2 separate regions of the Homo sapiens genome follow, and region 2 is linked to region 1. A link is an interaction called in ENCODE POLR2A ChIA-PET data of the cell type or tissue named here. Cell type or tissue: GM12878. All regions are shown on one strand. Links, peaks and the distances in the headings refer to the core of each region. The heading gives the core; the rest is flanking DNA.

Evidence for each region. Peaks named below come from ENCODE experiments on the same cell type or tissue, not always from the same donor. Only the 100,000 strongest peaks of a DNase experiment are listed, where the experiment ranks them.
Region 2: POLR2A ChIA-PET joins it to region 1 with 5 read pairs; 1 of 35 experiments calls an interaction of 5 or more read pairs at or near these places.

Annotation. Positions count from the first base shown.
Region 1 is chr11:350,191-361,341 of GRCh38, reverse strand. No RefSeq gene overlaps it. Among named protein-coding and RNA genes, the nearest start is that of B4GALNT4, 14 kb to the left of the region's middle. RefSeq lists silencers at 4,898-5,217, 7,686-7,852, enhancers at 4,513-5,465, 6,652-6,941, 6,447-7,023, 8,253-8,302 and a cis regulatory region at 10,051-10,527. In GM12878, for the core only: no CTCF peak of the experiment used is centred there; DNase peaks (open chromatin) are centred at 4,961 and 5,951; H3K4me3 peaks cover 1,161 bases; H3K27ac peaks cover 3,525 bases.
Region 2 is chr11:622,558-633,708 of GRCh38, reverse strand. It overlaps CDHR5 (cadherin related family member 5), which reads left to right and starts at 8,754. Exons shown (of 15, transcript NM_021924.5): 1 at 8,754-8,891; 2 at 8,977-9,152; 3 at 9,446-9,496. The coding sequence starts at 8,807. It overlaps SCT (secretin), which reads left to right and starts at 6,528. Exons shown (of 4, transcript NM_021920.4): 1 at 6,528-6,636; 2 at 6,720-6,821; 3 at 6,920-7,012; 4 at 7,179-7,400. The coding sequence starts at 6,566. The coding sequence ends at 7,278. RefSeq lists a silencer at 6,606-6,900 and an enhancer at 6,494-6,994. In GM12878, for the core only: a CTCF peak has its summit at 4,294; no DNase peak of the experiment used is centred there; H3K4me3 peaks cover 782 bases; H3K27ac peaks cover 1,370 bases.

The sequences.
Region 1 (11,151 bases), core at 1,123-9,122:
GTGAAAGCCTGTCAGGAGCAGACGTTACGCTAACCACCGTCTGATTATTTTTTACAGCAATTCCCTGTCCTTCTTCCAGATCCTCCTGCCTTCCACACAGGCCAAAGAAGGCAGGCAAACGGGGCTGTGGTGGAGTCTCCAGCCCCTGCATCGTCAGGTCCACGATGTGGCACTGATCTCTGCTGTCCCTCCAGGGAGGCGGGTCAGGTCCGCGATGGTGGCACCGATCTCTGCTGTCCCTCCAGGGAGGCAGGTCAGGTCCTGGATGGTGGCACCGATCTCTGCTGTACCTCCAGGGAGGCGGGACTTATTTCGATTGACTGTTTTCCTGGGTAGAGGCAGCTCTATGGCCTCCATCTGGCCTTTTCCAACATGAGACCCCTCACCCCATGGGTCAGGGACCAATGTAGGATTCTGAGGATGTCTGTGCCACTGATGCATTCCAAAACCAGAGAGCAGGTCACTGGCCTCGCCGAGAGACAGATCTGAGCTAGAACTCACGGATCACCTGACGGCCACAAGCCCCTGCTTTGCCAGGCAGATACCACCGTGGAATTAACGTCCGTGCACAGCCAGGTCCCTGAAAAGTCTGTATCTCTCGTTCCCTTCATAGCCATCTGGTGCGTGGTTCTTAGGGGCCCATGGGAAGTCCAGGAAGGAGATTTACAGTAAAATCCTCGGCAATGTCATTGGGTCCTTCCTCAGGGCCTGGCTCCGTGGACTGGCTCAGAATGGAAACTGGCAGAGGGGCCACAGCTCTGTTGTGAGGAACCCAGGCTTCTTGCTGTGGACTGAACAAATCTGTATGTTGAAGCCCTAAGCCTGTGTGACGGCATTTGGAGGGGGCCCTTGGGAGGTGATTAGGGTCAGATGAAGTCCTGAGGCTGGGCCCCCAGGATGGGGTTGATGCCCTGATAACAGGGGAGTCCAGAGCTCATGCACTGTCTCCCCACAAATTCTCTCTCTCTCCCCATGTCTCTCTCTCCCTCTGTCCTCCATCTATCTCCCTGTCTCTGTCTCTCCTCATCTCCCTCTCCCTCTCTGTCTCTCCCCATCTCTCTCTGTCTCTCTCTCCCTCATGTCTCTCTCCCTGTCTGTCTCTCCCCTATCTCTCTCCCTCTATCTCTCTCTCCCTATCTCTCCCCCATCTCTCTCTCCTGTCTCTGTCTCTCCCCCATCTCTTTCTCTCCTCTCTGTCTCTCCCCCATCTCTCTCTCCCTCTGTCTCTCTCTCTCCGTTTCTCTCTCTCTCCCTCTCTGTCTCTATCTCTCCCCCATCTCTCTCCCTCTGTCTCTCTCCCTCTCTGTCTCTATCTCTCCCCCATCTCTCTCTCCCTCTCTCTGTCTCTCCCCCATCTCTCTCTCCCTCTGTCTCTCTCTCTCCGTTTCTCTCTCTTTCCCTCTCTGTCTCTATCTCTCCCCCATCTCTCTCCCTCTGTCTCTCTCCCTCTCTGTCTCTATCTCTCCCCCATCTCTCTCCCTCTATCTCTCTCCCTCTCTGTCTCTATCTCTCCCCCATCTCTCTCTCCCTCTCTCTGTCTCTCCCCCATCTCTCTCTCCGTTTCTCTCGCTCTCCCTCTCTGTCTCTATCTCTCCCCCATCTCTCTGTCCTGTCTCTGTCTCTCCCCCATCTCTCTCTCCCTCTGTCTCTTTCTCTCTCTCTTTCTGTCTGTCTCTCCCCTGACATGCACGTGCTGAGGAAAGGCCCTGGGAGGACACAGTGAGTTGGAGCTTCTGAACCTGACCACGCTGGCACCCTGATCTCAGGCTTCCAGCAGCCAGAAAGGTGAGAAAATACATTTCTGTTCTGTGGTGTTTTGTAATGGCAGACTGAGCTGACTGACTCACTTCTATCCACCACACCTAGAGTTTTTCTGATGACACAGATCAAGTGAGGCTTCAGCAGGCAGCCCCCATGCCTAGGGGTGCCTTGATGGCTCAGCCAGCTCCAAGGGCTTCTGCAGGTGGAGCCATGCTGATCCCGCCTGGGCCACACCTCCTGTCTGTAGACATGAGGTGCCACCCCAGTCCTGCCATGCTGGGGCCGGCAGAGACCCCATTTCCAGGGCCCACTGCAACACCTAATTGTGCCTTTCACAATTAGGGAGGAGGGGGCATGACAACACAGTCAGTTTCGCTTTTTTTTTTTTTTTTTTTGAGAGGGAGTCTCGCTCTGTCGCCCAGGCCGGAGTGCGGTAGAGTGATCTCGGCTCACTGCAAGCTCCGCCTCCTGGGTTCAAGCGATTCTCCTGCCTCAGCCTCCTGAGCAGCTGGGAGTACAGGTGCCCGCCACCACACCCGGCTAATTTTTGTGTTTTTGGTAGAGATGGGATTTCACCAGGTTGGCCAGGATGGTCTCAAACTCTTGACTTCAGATGATCCACCTGCCTTGGCCTCCCAAAGTGCTGGGATTACAGGCATGAGCCACTGTGCCCGGCCCCAGTTTAGCATTTTTAAAAAACGAATGGACTTTATTTTTCGGAAGGGTTTGAGATTTACAGAAATAACACAGAGAGCTTCCCCGCCCCCCAGCTCCACCAACAGTTCCCCTCGTTTTTACCGTCTGGCTTAGTTCGGTGTATTTGTTATAATGAATGAACCAGTATTAATGCGTTATTGACCAAATAAAGTCACAGTTGGTCCAGAGTCCCTCATTTGTTTTCCCTGACATCCTTTCTGTGTTCCAGGACCGCGTTCCTCAGCGTCTGTCTCCCGGGGCCTCTGGGCTGGGCCGTTTTGCTTTTGACGACCTGGACAGCTCAGAAGAGGCCGGGTGTGTTGGCGGGGTGCCCCTGCTGAGATTCGCCTGCTCTTTTTGTCATGAGGAGGCTGGGGTTATAGGTTTCTTGGAAGAAGATTCCAGAGGTAAAGCAGCATCTGCATCCATCCTAACATCGCCGGTGCGACTCATAACTCGACGCCTGCCTCGTCTTCTGCAGAGACAGAGCCCGTCAGGCTCCTCTGTGCAAACCACGATGGATCAGCTCCATCGGTTTCTGCAGGTGGAGCCGCGCGGAAGGAGCCCAGCCCTTCCCACCCCGCGCTCTCTGGAAGGACGGCCCTGCGCCAGCCCACGTCGAGGGGCTGGGAGGGGCTCTGCTCCTCCTTAGGGGCAGTGTCTACGCCATTGGTTTAGAATTCTTCTGCACGGGAGATTTGTCTCTTCTCCCCCATTTATAAATTTATATCGCCATGCACTTGTAGGTATTTACAGCACACTTTGGGTTAGGATGTAGAATGAGGTGTTGCTCAAATTGTGGGAGTTCACTCAGTTGGACCCTGGGTCCACGGGCATATTTACATTGTGTGTGTATGCGTGTGCATGTGTATGTGTATACGTGTGTATGTGTACGTGTGTGTGCATGTGTATGTGTTTAGTGTGTGTATGTGTATGTGGTGTATATGTGGGTATATGTGTGTATGCATGGTGTGTGTGTATGTGCGTGGTGCCTGTGTGTACGTTGTATGTGTGGTGTGTATGTGCATTTGTGAGCATGGTGCATATCTGTGATGTGTATGTGTATGTTGTCTGTATGTGTGTGCATGGTGCATGTGTGTGTGGTATATGTGTATATGTGTGGTGTATATGTGTGGTGTGCGTGTGTGTATGTGTTTGTGGTGTGTGTATGTTGTGTGTGGTGTGGGTGTATGTATGGTGTGTGTGTGTAAAAGTGTGTATGTATGCGTGTTTGTGGTGTGTGCATTGTGTGTGTTTATGGTGTGTATGTGTGTGTTGTGTGCATGTTGTGTGTTTGTGGTATGTGTGTGTTGTGTGTATGTGTATGGTGTGTGTGTGTATGTATGTTTGTGGTGTGTATGTACATGGTGCCTTTGTGTGTGGTGTGTGTATATGTATGTGCATGGTGCACATATGTGTGTTTGTGGTGTGTGTACATGCATGGTGCCTCTGTGTGTGGTGTGTGTAGTCTGTGTGTATATGTGTGTGCATGGTGCATGTGTGTGTGTATGTATGTGTGCTGTGTATGTGTGTGATGTATGTATGTGTGTGGTGTGTTTGTGGTGTGTGTATGTGTGTGGTATGTATAGTGTGTGTGTAAAAGTGTATCTATGTATGCATGTTTGTGGTGTGTATGTATGTGTTGTGTGTGTATGTGCATGGTGCTTGTGTGTGAGTGTATGTGTGTATGTATGTGGTGTGTATGTGCATGGTGCCTGTGTGTGAGTGTATATGTGTATGTATGTTTGTGGTGTGTGTGTACATTCATGGTGCCCGTGTGTGTGGTATGTGTGTATATGTGTGTGCATGGTATGTGTGTGTATGTGTGTATGTATGTGTGCTGTGTATGTGTGTGATGTGTGTGGTGTGTTTGTGGTGTGTGTGTTGTGATGTGTATGTGTGTATGTGCATGGTGCATGTGTGTATGTGTGTGTGCTGTGTGTATGTGTGTGGTGTGTATGTATGTGCACTGTGCCTGTGTATGTGTGTGTGACATATGTATGTATGTGGTGGCTGTATATGTGTGTGCATGGTGCGTGTGTGTGTGGTGTGTATGTGCATGGTGCATGTGTATATGTGTGGGGTGTGTCCGTGCATGATGCATGTATGTGCGTGGTGTGTATATGTGTGTGCATGGTGCATGCGTGTGTATGTATGTTTGTGGTGTGTATGTGTGTGCATGGTGCATGTGTTTGTGGTGTGTGTGCATGTTGCATGTGTGTATGTGTGTCACGTGTGTATGTGGTTTGTGTATATTTGTGTGCACGGTGCTTGTGTGGTGTGTGTGTATGTCCATGGTGTGTGTGTGATGTGTGTATGTGTGTGGTGTGTGTATGTATGTGCATGGTATGTGTGTGACATGTATATATGTGGTGTGTGTATATGTGTGTGCATGGTACGTGTGTGTGGGGTGTGTATGTGCATGGTGTGTGTGCCCCGCCCCCCAGGCGCTTTCTCCGTTTCCCCGAAGTGACGACCGCACCTCGGCCGGAAGCGGGGAGGGGCCGCCTCGTGGGAGCGCGGACGGGCAGAGCCCTTTGTGTTCGGGACGGGGCGGGACGCGCTGGGTGCGGGGAGACCCCCTGCGCCCCGGCCCTGCTGTGGAGGAAGGGGCTCTAGACGGGGCGGGGCGCTCCTCCGCGTGCTGCGTGTCTGGGGGCCCGAAACGCAGACCCGCCCCCCCACCGTTGGAACGAGCCCCCCCACCGTTGGAACGCGCCGCCCCCCCCTTCCCCCGCTCCAGGCGGCTCCCTGGAGAGCAGCTGGGAAACGCCCCACCCCCATCCATTCCTGGCCGCGCTTTCAGGGCTGTTTTCCTCGGGCTGGGAAACGCCCCGCCCCGTTCCATTCCCGGCCGTCGGTTCGGGAATGTTTTCCTGGCGCACAGCCCTGGGAGGCCTCCCGGGCGCCGAGGGCAGCGCTGGTCACCGTCCCGCGTGGCAGCCAGTGTCTGGGGGCAGAGTGTCCAGGAAGCTGCGCCCCCGGGCTCGTGTCCTGCCGCCACTCACTGCGTGGCACGGGTCCCCGGGCCCCTCCAGGCCTTCTGCGGGAGCTGGGGCTTGGGAAGCCGCCGCAGAAGCGGTTCCCTTGGCCACCTCCCTGCCTGAGAAGTCAACCGTCCTTGCCTCTGACCCAGGGGCTCTGTCTTCTGTTGGCCTCCGGGGATCTGTGGCCGGTTCACCCCCTAGCTGGCGAAGCTAGGCGTTTGAACCAGAGCAATTCCATCTTGATTGGGAGCTGGGTAAAATGAGGCTGAAATCCACTGGGCAGCATTTCCAGACGGTGGGAGCTCAGACCCTGCCCGTTTGTGCACAGGAAGCACCCACCGGGCTCCTGAAGTCCACGCGAGCTCCCTTCCCTGAGCTCCAGGCCAAGCTTGGAGTTCCCTCCGCCCCTTAGACCTCAGGCCGACTCGGCTTCCAGAATGCCATCCTCCCTGGACTGCAGTTAAATTAACTTCCTGTGTTCTGAGCCATCTGTTCCCTTCCTACCCTGTTTTCCACCCCAAATTGTTCTTAACCCCATTATTCAGGGCATGTGATAGTGTGGGCGGAGGATTACCCAGGTGCGGAGGCAAAAGACTGAAGGCACATGGCGGGCGCCTGTAGTCCCAGCTACTCGGGAAGCTGAGGCAGGAGAATGGGGTGAACCTGGGAGGCGGAGCTTGCAGTGAGCCCGGATGCGCCACTGCACTCCAGCCTGGGCGACAGAGCGAGACTCTGTCTCAAAAAAAAAAAAAAAAAAAAAAAAAAAAAAAAAGACAAGGCACAAACTTTCAGTATAATAAAGAGAATAAGAATAGTTATAATACAAATTAGAGATGATCATGGACATATCAATCATTAGTATAAACATTATTAATCATTAGCTTTTATCGTGGACATTATCAATCAGTATAAACATTATTAGTCATTAGCTTTTAATATTTCTCTTTGTGGCATTACTAATATAACCTAGGAATAACCGGCGGGTATAGGGTCAGGTGCTGAAGGGACGTTGTGAGAAGTGACCTAGAAGGCAAGAGGTGAGCCCTCTGTCACACCAACATAAGGGCCGCTTGAGGGCTCCTTGGTTAAGCGGTAACGCCAGTGCCTGGGAAGGCACCCGTTACTTAGCCGACCGTGAAAGGGAGTCTTCTTTCCTTGGAGGAGTCAGGGAACACTCTGCTCCACCAGCTTCTTGTGGGAGGCTGGATATTCTCCAGGCCTGGCCCGCAGTCATCCGGAGGCCTAACCCCCTCCCTGTGGTGCTTGAATGATCACACTCCTTGTCCACTTTCATGCTCCTCCCTTACTCCTGGTTCCTCTTTGAAGTTCTTAGAAGATAGCGGTAGAAGAAATAAAGTCTTTGATCTTTCTTTCTTTCTTTTTTTTTTTCTTTTTTTTTGAGACAGAGTCTTGCTCTGTCGCCCAGGCTGGAGTGCAGTGGTGCGATCTCGGCTCACTGCAAGCTCCGCCTCCTGGGTTCACACCATTCTCCTGCCTCAGCCTCCCAAATAGCTGGGACTACAGGCGCCTGCCACCATGCGTGGCTAATTTTTTGTATTTTTAGTAGAGACAGGGTTTCACCATGTTGGCCAGGCTGGTCTTGGCCACGTGACCTCAACTGATCTGCCTGCCTCGGCTTCCCAAAGTGCTGGGATTACAGGCGTGAGCCACTGCGCCCGGCCGTCTTTGATCTTTCTTAAAAGTGCATAGAAGAAAACGCTGACGTATGCTGCCTTCCCTCTCTGCTCCCGCTACCTGTAAGGGAAGGGCCCCTGTCCTATGGTCACATGACTTGCTTGACCTTATCAATCACTTGGACAACTCACCGTTCTTACCCTGCCCCCTTGTCTTGTATGCAATCAATATCAGCGTGCCCAGCCATTCGGGGCCACTACCGGTCTCCGCATCTTGGTGGTAGTGGTTCCCCGGGCACAGCTGTTTTCTCTCTATCTCTTTGTCTTGTGTATTTATTTCTTCCGGTCTCTCGTCTCCACACACGGGGAGAACACCCGCCAAGCCCCGTAGGGCTGGACCCTCCATGATAGAAGTCATGCTTTTAATCAAATGCAACCAATTCAGAATGGCAAATTAGGATATATACCCTTTCCCAAATCCAGTATCCCAGGAGAAATTACGGTACGGTAATTAATCCCCCTCCTCCCGCCAAGCTAAACCTCAGAGAAGTTGAAGTTCTAAAGTTCAAGTCCAAAAATACTGGGAAGGGAAAAACAAACAAAAAAACCGAGGAAACAAACATCAGGGAAAAACCCAGAACCTCGTCATGAAAATAGTGTCCTGTCGCTCTGTTTCTGATTTGCAGCTCACAGCTCGTGTTTCACCCCAGCCTCTGGGGCCGGCTCTGTGCCTGGCCTGAGGCCGATTCACTGGCTCAGTCCACAGAGTTGGGCCTGGCTTCCTGCCCTGGAAACCAGTCGAAGGTTCTCCATAGGAACCTGCCGGGCAGACACAGGGATTTGCTGGTTCTCCAGCAGTGAGTCTGAGATGAAACTGGTGTCTATTCGCAGTCTGATACTTTGCTTTAACAAAAAAACAAAAAGCCAGAAAAACAAAAACAAAACTGGGCTTTGATTTGTTTAGAAAGAGATCTTTCTGAGCGTCTTCTGCTCTCATGGCCTGGGTGCCGCCCACCAATAGCAGCTCGGGCTGGGCCTTCGTTTCCCAGCTGGGGGGACCTTTCAGCCCCTCTAGAGGTAAAGTAACACACCCAAAGTCTCTCTTCTTTAAAAAGGGCTCAGAGTCACTGGGTGAATATGAATTTCATATCATTACCTGTTGAGGTTGCCCAGGTTCTTGGTTTCTTGAACAAAGAACTGGACAAAACCCACAAAGGAAGGAAGGAATGAAGAGATTTACTGAAAAGGAAAGTACACGCCACAGCGTGGGAGCGGCCGGAGCATGGGGCTCAAGGGCCCCATTACAGAATTTTGGGGAGTTTAAATACCTTCTAGAGGATTCCGTTGGTTACTTGGTGTACGCCCTCTGTAAATGGAGAGGATGAAGTAAAGTTACAAAGTCATTTACTGGGTGCAGGCCCTATGGAGAGGATATTTCCTGTCATAGCTGAGGTGTGAATCGGTCTTATGTTCCCTGTCTCCAGGCCTTGTTTTCCTGCCTCACTAGCACCAGGCACACAGTCACACAAGGTGGAAAATGGACTCCGTGTGCCTCCAAGGTGAACACCCTGGCTCTCAGGAGCAGAGACCTAGTGGCATCCCAGGGAGAGTGGAGAGACAGGGAGAGAAATGTTCTGGCTGGTCCAGAGGGCGAAACAGCAGAGACTGTTCTGTCAGAGGCATGTGAACCAGAGCAACTCCATCTTGATTAGGAGCTGGGTAAGATGAGGCTGAGACTTGCTGGGCTGCATCCCCGGACGGTTAAGGCATTCTAAGTCACAGGATGACATAGGAGGTCGGCAATAGCTACAGGTCATAAAGACCTTGCTGATAAAACAGTTTGGAGTAAAGAAGCCGGACAAAGCCCTCCAAAACCAAGATGGTGTCGAGAGTGACCTCTGGTCGTCCTCAGCGCTACACTCCCACCAAGGTCCTGACAGTTTACAGATCCATGGCAAGGTCAGGAAGTTTCTCTACATGGTCTAAAAGGGGAGGCATGAATTATCCACCCCTCGTTTAGCATATCATCAAGAAATAACCGTAAAAATGGGCAGCCCGCAGCTCTCGGGGCCGCTCTGTCTATGGAGTAGCCATTCTTGATTCCTTTACTTTCCTAATAAACTAACTTGCTTTCTTTTTTTTTTTTTTGAGACGGAGTCTCGCTGTCGCCCAGGCTGGAGTGCAGTGTCGCGATCTCGGCTCACTGCAGGCTCCGCCCCCCGGGGTTCATGCCATTCTCCTGCCTCAGCCTCCCGCGTAGCTGGGACTACAGGCGCCCGCCACCACGCCCAGCTAATTTTTTTTTTTTTGTATTTTTAGTAGAGACGGGGTTTCACCGTGTTAGCCAGGATGGTCTCGATCTCCTGACCTCGTGATCCGCCCGCCTTGGCCTCCCAAAGTGGTGGGATTACAGGCGTGAGCCACTGCGCCCGGCCAACTTGCTTTCACTTTATGGACTCCCCCTGATTTCTTTCTTGCATGAGATCCAGGAACCCTCTCTCGGGGTCTGGATCGGGACCCCTTTCCGGTAACATCTTTCTGGCGACCACAGAAGAAAAACTGCAGACTCAAAACCTAGCGTTGGGTAGGTGACATATCTCTGGTGACCTCAGGAGGGGCTCCAGTGCGGAAACCCCCGACCTAAAGGCTAACTTTGGGTAAGTAGTGGGGTCCGGTAACATCTTTCTGGCAAACCCTGAAGGGACAATACTGAGGAGGAGCCCCCGACCCAAAGGAAATAGACTCGGCCCTGACTGGACGACGCTGGGTAAGTGGTGGGGTAGCCGGCGAAGGATGGGATTGGGTGAGAGGCCCACTTAGGGGAGTTAGGGTCTGTCCTAAGACAGAGAGGGTGAAAGCCCACTCTTAATACAAGGCAAGGATGCTTGACCCACCTTGGGTTAGAGACCCACCTTAGGAGGGTTGGTTAGGGTCCCTTTTAAGATTTAGGGGCTTAGAGAGCCCCCTCAGTAAAGTCCCTCTCAGAAAAGTCCCTCTCGGCTGAGAACGGGTTCGGCACGAGGGGACGTTAACGGCTATTCTCTTTGGGTTAATCTGCCTTGCACTCTCTGCTGACGGCTGTGGGTGACAGGATTAGGCACGTACAGGATCGTGGAACATGGGGAGCTTTCTCCTCTCGCAAAAGGGGAACCTGAGAGCTGATGGGACTGCCGGAAAAAGTCCCTTCCCAACAGCAGCCGCCTGAAGTCCTCAGGGTTCCTGCAATGGGCGGGTCTTTCTCTGGCCTCCCTGAGCATTTTGCCTTCCCCACCCTGCCTCAGGCGATGCTTTTCTCTCTCTCCTTTCTCTTTTTTATCTTTTCTATCACTTGGGGCAACCGACTTGCCCAGAGAACACGTGTTGAAACTTGTGGTTGGAGGTTGGATTAACGATGACCGGAGCAAGTTTGAGCCTTGCCAGTGTGATGTTAGGTGCTAAGCAGAGTGGCTGATGTCTCTGTTTTCTCACACGTATTTTGCCCTGGCCAGAACGGAAAGAGGTAACTTCCTTTGTGCTGCAGCTTGGCCCCCAGGGCTGTGGTACAGCCAGTCGTAAGGGAGGAGACCACCCCTCACATTGTCTTATGCCCAATTTCTGCCTCCAGAGAAAGAAGTTAAAAGGCAGAAATGAAATCCACAAGCAGACAGCCCAACGCCACACCCTGGGCCTGGTAGTTAAAGATCGACCGCTGGCTGATCTAATCGGTTATATTACCTATAGATTCCAGACATTGTATAGAAAAGCACTGTGAAAACCCCGTCCCGTCCTGTTCTGATTACCGGTGCATGCAGCCCCCAGTCACATACCCCCTGCTTGCTCAATCGATCACGACCCTCTCACGTGGACCCTCTTAGAGTTGTGAGCCCTGAAGAGGGACAGGAATTGCTCACTCGGGGAGCTCGGCTGTTGAAGATTTGACTCTTGCCAAAGCTCCCGGCCGAATAAAGCCCTTCTTTAACTCGGTGTCTGAGGGGTTTTGTCTGCAGCTAGTCCTGCTACAGTTGGGTCACTAGGGCCCCCCAGGAAAAGAAACCCAGAAATCTGTCATGCTGGCACAAGTGCAAGAACTGCTC
Region 2 (11,151 bases), core at 1,696-9,695, 270 kb before region 1:
TGGCTTGTATACAAAAAAGATTAATAATTCTCAAAACTCAACAGTAATGATATCACAAAAAGAAAATTCCAAATGAGTATCCTTTATGAATATAGATGCAAAAGTTCTCGAAAAAATATGAGCAAACACAGTCCCTTTTAAAGTGCTGCCTGCCAGAAAAGCAGCATTTTTTTTTTTTTTTTGAGATGGAGTCTCACTCTGTCACCCAGGCTGGAGTGCAGTGGTGTGATCTCGGCTCACCACAACCTCTGCCTCCCGGGTTCACGCTATTCTCCTGCCTCAGCCTCCTGAACAGCTGGGACTACAGGCACGTGCCACCATGCCCAGCTAATTTTGGTATTTTTAGTAGAGACAGGGTTTCACTCTGTTGGCCAGACTGGTCTCAAACTCCTGACCTCATGATCCGCCCACTTTGGCCTCCCAAAGTGCTGGGGTTACAGGCGTGAGCCAGTGCCTGGCCGAAAAACAGCATTTTTAAAAGGATTATGTACCATAACCCAGTGGGATTTATCCCAGGAATGCAAGGGTGAACGAACAGACGAAATTCAATGTCATACACCACATTAACAGAATGAAGAAAAACCCACGCGATCATCCCAACTGATGCAGAAAAAACCATTTCATAAAATTCAAAACCCTTTCATGATAATAAGACTCAATAAACTAGGAATAGAAACAAACTTCATCAGGCCGGGCGCCGTGACTCATGCCTGTAATCCCAGCACTTCGGAAGGCCGAGGCGGGTGGATCACTTGAGATCAGGAGTTCAAGACCAGATGCCCAACATGTTGAAATCCCATCTCCACTAAAAATACAAAAATTAAAATTAGCTGGGCATGGTGGCGCACGCCTACAGTCCCAGCTACTCAGGAGGCTGAGACACGAGAATTACGTGAATCCAGGAGGTGGAGGCTGCAGTGAGACGAGATCGCACCACTGCACTCCACCCTGAATGACAGAGGGGGACTGTCTCAAACAAACAAACAAAATACAAACACAGCTAACATCATACTCAATGGTGAGAAACAAAAAGCCTTTGAAAGAGACAAGGATGCCCACTGCTGCTGCTTCTGTTCAACATTGTTCTGGACATTCTAGCAAGAGCATTACTCAAGAAAAAGAAATTAAAGGTATCCAAAATTGGAAAAGAAAACTATTTCTACTTGCAGATGACATGGTCTTATGTATAGAAGATCCTCCACAACAGGCCAGGCTTGGTGGCTCAAGCCTGTAATCCCAGCACTTTGGGAGGCTGAGGCGGGCGGATCTCAAGGTCAGGAGATCGAGACCATCCTGGCTAACATGGTGAAACCCCGTCTCTACTAAAATTACAAAAAATTAGCCGGGCGTGGTGGCGGGCACCTGTAGTCCCAGCTACTCAGGAGGCTGAGGCAGGAGAATGGCGTGACCCTGGGAGGCGGGGCTTGCAGTGAGCCAAGATCGTGCCACTGCACTCCAGCCTGGGCAACAGACCAAGACTCTGTCTCAAAAAAAAAAAAAAAAGAAAGACACCCCATCTCTACTAAAAATACAAACATTAGCTGGGTGTGGTGGCGTGAGCCTATAGTCACAGCTTTTTGGGAATCTGAGGTGGGAGGATCCTTTGAGTCCAGGAGGTTGAGGCCGCAGTGAGCTGTGATTGAGCCAACATATTCCAAGCTGGGCAACAAAGTGAGACCCTGTCTCAAAATAAAATAAATAATGAAAATGAGTAAAGGACTTGAATAGACATTTCTTCAAAGAAGATACCCAAATGGCCGGGTTCAGTGGCTCACGCCTGTAATCCCAGCACTTTGGGAGGCCGAGGCAGGCGGATCCCTTGAGGTCAGGAGTTCGAGAACAGTCTGGCCAACATGGTGAAACCCCGTCTCTACTACAAATACAAAAATTAGCTGGGTATGCTGGCGGGCGCCCATAATCCCAGCTACTTGGGAGGCGGAGGTGGGACAATCGCTTGATCCCGGGAGGCAGAGGTTACAGTGAGCCAAGAACACGCCACTGCACTCCAGCCTGGGCAACAGTGCGAGACTCTGTCTTAAAAAAAATATGGCTGGGCACGGTGCCTCACATCTGTAATCCCAGCACTTTGGGAGGCCGAGGTGGGCGGATCATGAGGTCAGGAGATGGAGACCATCCTGGCTAACATGGTGAAACCCCGTCTTTACTAAAAATACAAAAAAATTAGCCAGGCATGGTGGCGGGCACCTGTAGTCCCAGCTACTCAGGAGGCTGAGGCAGGAGAATCGCCTGAACCTGGGAGGTGGAGGTTGCAATGAGCCGAGATCGCACCATTGCACTCCAGTCTGGGTGACAGAGCGAGACTCCGTCCCCAAAACAAACAAACAAACAAAAAATATACATATGTCACACACAAATGGCCACAAAGCACTTGAAAAGATGCTCAACCTCATTAGTCACTGGGGAAATGCAAATCAAAACCACAGTAAGATACCATTCCATATCCATTAGGATGGCCATGGTAGTAAATAAATAAATAAATAAATAAATAAAAATACCAAGTGTTAAGGATGAGGAGACATTCACTGCTTTTGGGAATATAAAATGGTCACTGTGAGAAGAAGTCCAGCAGTTCCTCAACAAGTTTCACGTAGAGTTGCCATATGACTCAGTGGGTATGTTACATACCCAAAAGAAGTGAAGACAGGTGTTCAAATAAAAGCTTGTATGTAAATGTTCACAGCGGCACTATTCACAATATACAAAAGGGGCCGGGCATGGTGGCTCACGCCTGTAATCTCAGCACTTTGGGAGACCGAGGTGGGCAGATTGCTTGAGGCCAGAAGTTCAAGACCAGCCTGGCCAACATGGTGAAACCCCATCTCCACTGAAAATACACAAAGTACTGGCCGGGCACAGTGGCTCATGCCTGTAACCCTAGCACTTTGGGAGGCCGAGGCGGGTGGATCACCTGAGACCTGGAGTTGGAGACCAGCCTGGCCAACAGGGTTAAACCCCGTCTCTACTAAAAATACAAAAATTAGCCGGGCGTGGCAGGTGCCTGTAATCCCAGCTACTTGGGAGGCTGAGGCAGGAGAATAGCTTGAACCCGGGAGGCGGAGGTTGCAGTGAGCTGAGATCAGGTCAGTGCACTCCAGCCTGGGTGACAGAGTGAGAGTCCGTCTCTAAAGTAAATAAATAAATAAATATTTTTTAAAAATACAAAAATTAGGGGGTGTGGTGGTGCATGCCTGTAGTCCCACTACTTAGGAGGCTGAGGCAGGGGAATCACTTAAACCTGGTAGGCGGAGGTTGCAGTGAGCGGAGATCATATACTGCACTCCAGCCTGGGCAACAGAACGAGATTCTGTCTCAAGCAGACAAACAAACACAATATATACAAGGTAGAAATAAACCAAACGTCCTCAGCAGGTGAATGGATGAACCAAATGCAGTGTGATTTTTCCATTAAAATGAATGAAATTCTGGGGCCAGGCGCGGTGGCTCCTGCGTGTAATCCCAGCACTTTGGGAGGCTGAGGCGGGCGGATCACCTGAGGTCAGGAGTTCAAGACCAGCCTGACCAATATGGCAAAACCCTGCCTCCATGAAAAGTACACAATTAGCTGGGCATGGTGGTGCTGTAATCCCAGCAACTCCAGAGGCTGAGGCAGGAGAATTGCTTGAACCCAGAAGGCGGAAGTTGCAGTGGGCCAAGATCGCGCCATTGCACTCCAGTCTGGGCAACAAGAGTGAAACTCCATCTCAAAACAAATAAATAAAAATAAATAAATAAATAAAAATAGTGACCAGGGTCTTGCTATGTTTCCCAGGCTGGTCTCGAACTCCTGGCCTCAAACCATCCTCCTGCCTCACCGTCTCAAGTAGCCGAGACCACAGGCATGTACCACCATGCCCAGCTTTTAGGATTTTATTGGTATGAAATACCCAGAACAGGCAGATCCACAGAGACAGAAAGTAAATTCATTGTTACTCAGGAGCTGAAGGGATGGGGGAAGGGGAGGTAAATGCTTTATGGATTTGAGATTTTCCATCTGGGGAGTAAAAAGTTCTGGAACTAAACAGCGGTGCTGGTTGTATAATTCCGTGACCGTACTAAGTATCACTTCATACTTTAAAATGGCTAAAATGGTAAGTTTCATGTTATGCATGTTTTCCCACAATAAAAAAAAAAACAAAACTCAGCAGTAGAGAACAATTTAAAAACGGGCAAGAGATGTGAAGATACATTTAACCCACGACAACATGCAAATGGAAACAAGCACCTGGAAAGAGGTTCGGAATCACCCGCCACTGGGGAAATGCAACTAAGACCACAAGGAGGTGTTGCCGCAGAGAGAATGGCTGAAGGTTAAAAATAGCGACTGCAGGGATGTTGACAGTGTGCAGAGAAAGTGAGGCCGGGCGCTGTGGCTCACGCCTGTAATCCCAGTGCTTTGGAAGGCCGAGGCAGGTGGATCACTTGAGGTCAGGAGTTTCAGACCAGCCTGGGCAACATGGTGAAACCCTGTCTCTACTAAAAATATAAAAATTAGCCAGTCATAGTGGCAGGCACCTGTAATCCCAGCTACTTGGAGGGCCGAGGCACAAGAACTGCTTGAAACCGGGAGGCGGAGGTTGCAGTGAGCTGAGATGGCCCCACGGCACTCCAGCCTGGGTGACAGAACGAGACTCCCTCTGAAAAAGAAAGAAAGGAAGGAAAGAAAGGAAGAAAGGAAGAAGAAAGGAAGAAAGGAAGAAAAAGAAAAAAAGAAAGAAAGAAAGAAAGAAAGAAAAAGAAAGAAAGAAAGAAAGAAAGAAAGAAAGAAAGAAAGAAAGAAAGAAAGAAAGAAAAGCAAGCAAGCCAGCAAGCCAGCCAGCCAGCCAGCCCCACATTGCTGGCGGGGCTGTGAAATGATGCAAACGCTGGGGAAAATATTGTGGCTGATTTAACAGACGGATACAGTGCATGACTCGCAACCACAGCAGAACATCAAAGGGCTTGACGGCCATTTCTCCGTCCACTCCATGATGTATAAATGGCTCACAGACACTTGAGAACATGCTCCACATCGCTGGCCATTAGGGAGATGCCAATCAAAACCGCAGCGAGACACCACGTCGCACCCACCGGCATCGTTAGTACGCGACAAACAAAAAGCCACAAAGTAGCAAGTGTTGGCGAGGACAAGAACCGTGTCCCTGCTGCGCTGCTGGGAAGACAGTTTGGCGTTTCCTCAGAATATTTAACACATAATTACTCTGTCACCCAGCAATTCCCTCATAACTATACACCAAGAACGCTTGAAAACGGGATCGGGAAGCGCCGTTTGCACACCCACGTTCACAGCAGCGTTACTCGCCGTCGCCCCAAAGGGGAGGCAGCCCAGGTGTCCATCAAGATGCCCACAGATGAGCGGACGCGGTCGATGCGGTCCCTGCACACAGCGGGACACAGTTCCCCACAAAAGGGAAGGAGATTCCCACACAGGCCAGGCCGCGGCGGCGAAGGCGGAGGATGCTGCGCTGAGAATCCAGCCGGTCTCCAAAGGACAAATCCCGTGAGGCTCCCCCTGCGCGCAGTCCCTGGAAGCGCTGAATCCACAGACAGAAAGTGGACGGGGCGCCGGGGCTGAGGAGGGGAGGGGGCGTTTGATGGGGACAGAGCTTCATTCTGGGAGGACAGGAGAGTCTGAGAACGGATTTTGGGAGGACGGGAGCGTCTGTGAACGGATTTTGGGAGGACGGGAGCGTCTGTGAACGGATTTTGGGAGGACGGGAGCGTCTGTGAACAGATTTTGAGAGGACGGGAGAGTCTGAGAACGGATTTTGGGAGGACGGAAGAGTCTGAGAATGGATTTTTGGAGGACGGAAGAGTCTGAGAACGGATTTTGGGAGGACGGGAGCGTCTGTGAACGATTTTGGGAGGACGGGAGCGTCTGTGAACGATTTTGGGAGGACGGGAGCGTCTGTGAACGATTTTGGGAGGACGGGAGCGTCTGTGAACGGATTTTGGGAGGACGGGAGCGTCTGTGAACGGATTTTGGGAGGACGGGAGCGTCTGTGAACGGATTTTGGGAGGACGGGAAAGTCTGAGAACGGATGGTGGGGATGGATGCACCGAATGATCCTGAATCGCGCACTTCAAAGCAGATAAAATGGCAACACCGGCCCCCCAACAGTCACGCCACGCTGAAGCTGGAGACGAACTCGCCCCAGCAAGGTGCTCCAGGGGCCTCCGGAACTCCGGCCGCAGCCCCTTCCCCGGGGCCCCCCAGTCCCCCCCCAAACCCTCCCCCAAGCCCTCCGGCCCCTCCGCCCCCGCAGGCTCCGAGGCTTCGCGGTGCGGTTCCCTCTGCGGGTCCCAGGCCCGCGCTCCGTTCGCCCCCCAGGCCGGGACGTCCCCCTCCCCCAGCCGGCCGAGGGGCGCCAGCGCGGCGGAGGGGGCGGGAGGCCGGGCCGGGGCGACAGCTGGGGGGGCGGCCCTGACCTTCCCGGGATCGCTGGGCGCGGCCGGGCCGTCCCCTTTCCGGGCGCCGCCATAAAGGGGCCTTGCGGGGGCCCGGGGCCGTGGCCGCAGCGCTCAGCTCCTGCGCCCCGACCCCGCCATGGCCCCCCGGCCCCTCCTGCTGCTGCTGCTGCTCCTCGGGGGCTCCGCCGCGCGCCCCGCGCCCCCCAGGTGAGCCGCCCGCCAGGCCCGCCCGCCCCCCGGGCCCCACCCGCCCCCAGTGCGCCCTGACCCCGACCCCCGACCGCCCGCAGGGCCCGGCGACACTCAGACGGGACGTTCACCAGCGAGCTCAGCCGCCTGCGGGAGGGCGCGCGGCTCCAGCGGCTGCTACAGGGCCTGGTGGGGAAGCGCAGGTGAGGCCGGGTGGGGTGGGGGGTCCTGGCGTGGTGCCCCAGCAGCAACGCGCGACCCCCCAGCTCCAGGACTAACTCTGTTTTGGGGCGGGGGGCAGCGAGCAGGACGCAGAGAACAGCATGGCCTGGACCAGGCTCAGCGCGGGTCTGCTCTGCCCGTCAGGGTCCAACATGCCCATCCTGCAGGCCTGGTGAGCACCCGCCCCACCGCAGACCCCACTCCAGACCCCACCCCAGACCCCTCCTTCTGTCCTGGCCTCCCCGGGTCAGCGCTGGTGGCCACTGGAGGCCCAATTCCAGCAGCGGGGCCGGGGTCTCCAGCCCCAGCCCTCAGACCCTCACGTGCTGTCTCTGCAGGATGCCCCTGGACGGGACCTGGTCTCCCTGGCTGCCCCCTGGGCCTATGGTTTCAGAACCAGCTGGCGCTGCTGCAGAAGGAACCTTGCGGCCCAGATGAGGAAGGAACCCCCTCACCACCTGCCCGGCCCAGGAGCGCAGCTGCATTTGGGGTGGGGGGCAGGATGGGGGAGAGGGGGAGGGGTGGTACTTGGCACCAATAAAGGAGGAATCAGACCCAGACGCTGGGAGTTGTCTGTGTCCACTCAGTGTAATCGAGGCAACCCCTGTGTAGCGGGGCTGAGGGATGGATGGAGGCCCATCCACCCAGGAGGGACTGACCACACCCAGCTGCCCTTTACACCTGCAGGCACGGCGGCCCCTCATCCTTATCTCTGGCATCAGGGCCACCTCCTGTACCTCGACTAAGTACTGCAGGGCCCCGCCCCACCCCTTGTCATCCATTAGGAAACATTCTGGGGCTCGGGGGATCCCGGACACCCTCTCAGCTCCTGCCCGGGGGCCCATGTGGTCAGTGTTTCTGTAAGGGGTAGTGGGGAGGGTGTGAAGGGGCCAGGGGGGCTCAGGCGGGCAGGAAGAGGGGAGGGTGGAGGTGTCACCTGGGGTGCCAGGAATCCACTCTGGCGTGAGGACTCCGGACCCTCTGTCTCGTGTGGCCTCGGACCAGTGGCTTGACCCCTCAGAGCCTGTGGAGCACGGAGCGTGCAGGGCTTGAAGGCGACCATGAGGGCACCGTGCAGGGTTAGGACACTGAGCCCAGCCCCAGCCATGAGAGGCCAGAAGCTTCGGCGCACAGGCCTGGAGGAGGAGAACTCCACCTACCCCTCACGACAGCCACTTCCTCGCCCCGACCCTACCCAGTGGCCTCTCCCTAGAGCTGGGGGCTTCTGGGGGGCCAATGAAAAGAGCAGGGCAAGTGTCGAGTCTCACCTCACCCCCTCTGTCGGGCACCAGGGCCCCCCAGGAACTCCCAGCTGCCCCTCACAGCCCCGCCTTAGCCTCAGTCACTAAGGCCCTGTCCAGCCCCGCCCTGAGAAGCCGACTTGTCTCTGGGGCAGGCAGGGGTGTCCCCAGGACACAGTGAGGAGAGCCTTTTCCTTCAGAACCTGCTGTCAGGCAGGGAGGGAGGTGCTCCCTGGGGAACACCCGGGTTCTGAGCCTCAAGGGGTGGCCTTAGGAACTTTGCCTGAGGGAGATCTTAGGGGAGGAGCCAAGCCAGGGCAGCCTGGGCTAGGGAGGCAGGTTCCAGACACCCCGACACCAAGGGCCGAGCCCCCGCCCCCAGCCCCCAGCTTCTCTCCCACACCCTAGCCCTGCCCCTGCCCTGCCCCTACCCCCACGGCACCCATGAGCCGCTCTCCAGTCCCTTCTGCCCTGTGCCTCGGTGCCTGTGACCTGAGCCCCCTGGTTGACCCCTGCACTCAGTCCAACTTGGGCCAAACGACTGCCCCTCCTTCTGGCAGTGGGCTGGACCAGCCGGCCAGCGGGAGCCCCCTTGGCAGAAGCCGGTCGTAAAGGATCATAAACTGGGCGGCGTCTGGCTGGGGCGAAGGTCGCTGAGGTAGGAACTGCGCCAGTCCTAGACGCCAGACCCGCTCAGACCCTCCTGCCAGGTGACAGCCGCCAAGATGGGGTCTTGGGCCCTGCTGTGGCCTCCCCTGCTGTTCACCGGGCTGCTCGTCCGACCCCCGGGGACCATGGCCCAGGCCCAGTGTATGTGCGGGCAGGGGTAGGTGGGGCACGGGCGGCGGGGAGCCAGGGGCTGGGAGGCACTGATCCCTCCTCTGCAACCTTACAGACTGCTCTGTGAACAAGGACATCTTTGAAGTAGAGGAGAACACAAATGTCACCGAGCCGCTGGTGGACATCCACGTCCCGGAGGGCCAGGAGGTGACCCTCGGAGCCTTGTCCACCCCCTTTGCATTTCGGATCCAGGGAAACCAGCTGTTTCTCAACGTGACTCCTGATTACGAGGTGTGGGCGGCAGGCGGGCGGGATATGGGGGTCCCGGGAGAAGGGCACCTGCATCCTCAGGCCACACCTCCCTTGGGGGCCTAGGAGTTCTATGCCTGCGGGCATCCACTGACACCCATGCTTGGTGGTGCCTGCCCTAGAAGGCTGGGCCATTTCGGGATGAAGCTGCCTGGGCCCACACCCTCAGCACTGACCACTGATGATGGGGACCCTGGGCCAGCGCCTGCCCACTTGGCCTCAGTCTCCCCACCTGTGGGGCAGGACGGTGACTGCAGACCTGTCTACATCCACAGGAGAAGTCACTGCTTGAGGCTCAGCTGCTGTGTCAGAGCGGAGGCACATTGGTGAGTCCCCGCCCCGCTCTCCCCGCCCCACCCGGCCACCTCTGCTGGGCTCTGCCCTGCCGGTCCAGGACCAGTCTTTGATGACGTCAGCTAGGGTGTGGTTTCAAATTCCACCCCCCCGAGGGTGATGCCCACATTTCCTCCAGTCCAGACTCTGCCCTGAGCTGTGGAGTCCCCGTCACTGACCCCTTGTCCAGCAGACACCCCATCCAGTGTGCCCAAGACTCCCACCCACTCCCTCAACCATCCACAAGGGAGGCACCTTTATCCTGCCAGTCACGGGGACCACCTTGGTTCCCACTCGCCCTCCCTCCCCACGTGTCCCCCACAGCCCCCCACTGGTAAATCTGTTGGCTGTGCCCCAGCTCGACCCAGAAATCCAGAGTCTGTCCACCTCCAGTCCCATCAGGGCCGGGACACCAGCACTCATTTTGGGAAACTTCCAGCTGGCCCACCGGCTTCCCTGTTGCCCTTTGCTGGCCCCAGTCCACTCCACGTGGCAGAACAGCCCCTGTGGATGTTGTAAACCAAGGCTGCCCAGCCCACCCCAGCCCTCCACGGCTCCTTTCTCACCGAGTCAAACCCAGACATACTGTGCAGAGGCTCCACTGCAGCCTCAGGGCTCCCGCCAGGCACGCCCCTCCCTCACCGGCTCAGGACTGCAGTCTTCAGAGAAATCCCAACCACCCTATGCCCTGTTGCATCCCAGCCCCGCTCCCCCAACATCCTGCTTCTTGACCGGCGGCATTTTTTTCGGCTTTATTAAGGAAAATTGCAGAATCCTGAGGCCAGCACAGGCCCCCTCACCTACCAGCACACAGCAGGCTCTGTGCCCTCCATGCACCACGGCACGTCACCTGCACATATCTTGGGATATGTCTCTGAAAGAGAGAGACTCTTTTTTGAGACAGAGTCTCACTCTGTCACCCAGGCTGGCGTGCAGTGGAGCGATCTCGGCTCACTGCAACTTCCGCCTCCCGGGTCCAAGCGATTCTCCTGCCTCAGCCTCTTGAGTAGCTGGGATTACAAGCATGCGCCACCACGGCCGGCTAATTTTTGTATTTTTAGTAGCGACGGGGTTTCTCCATGTTGGTCAGGCTGGTCTCAAACTCCTGACCTCAGGTGATCTGCCCGCCTCGGCCTCCCAAAGTGCTGGGATTACAGGTGTGAGCCACCGTGCCCGGCTGACAATCCAGTTTCTTCACAAATAAATCTCCAGGAAAAAAGATGGGAGAAAGGGAAAGGTACAGATGAACAGAAACTCAGGAGAATTACCAACCAGGTCCATAATGTGGGCCCTGATTCAAACAAACAATTGTTAAAAAACCCTTCAGAGACCACGGGGAATGTGGCATCCTGGACATTTGAGGTAGAAAGTGACCGCTTTTCCCAGGTGTGACAACGACATTGTGGTTATGTTCTAAAAAGAAGAGTCCTGGCTGGGCGCCGTGGCTCACACCTGGAATCCCAGCACTTTGGGAGGCCGAGGCGGGTAGATCACCTGAGGTCAAGAGTTCGAGACCAATGTGGCCAAAATGGTGAAACCCCGTCTCTACTAAAAATACAAAAATTAGCTGGGCATGGTGGCAGGCACCTGTAATCCCAGCACTTTGGGAGGCCGAGGTGGGCAGAGGCCGAGGCAGGAGAATCGCTTG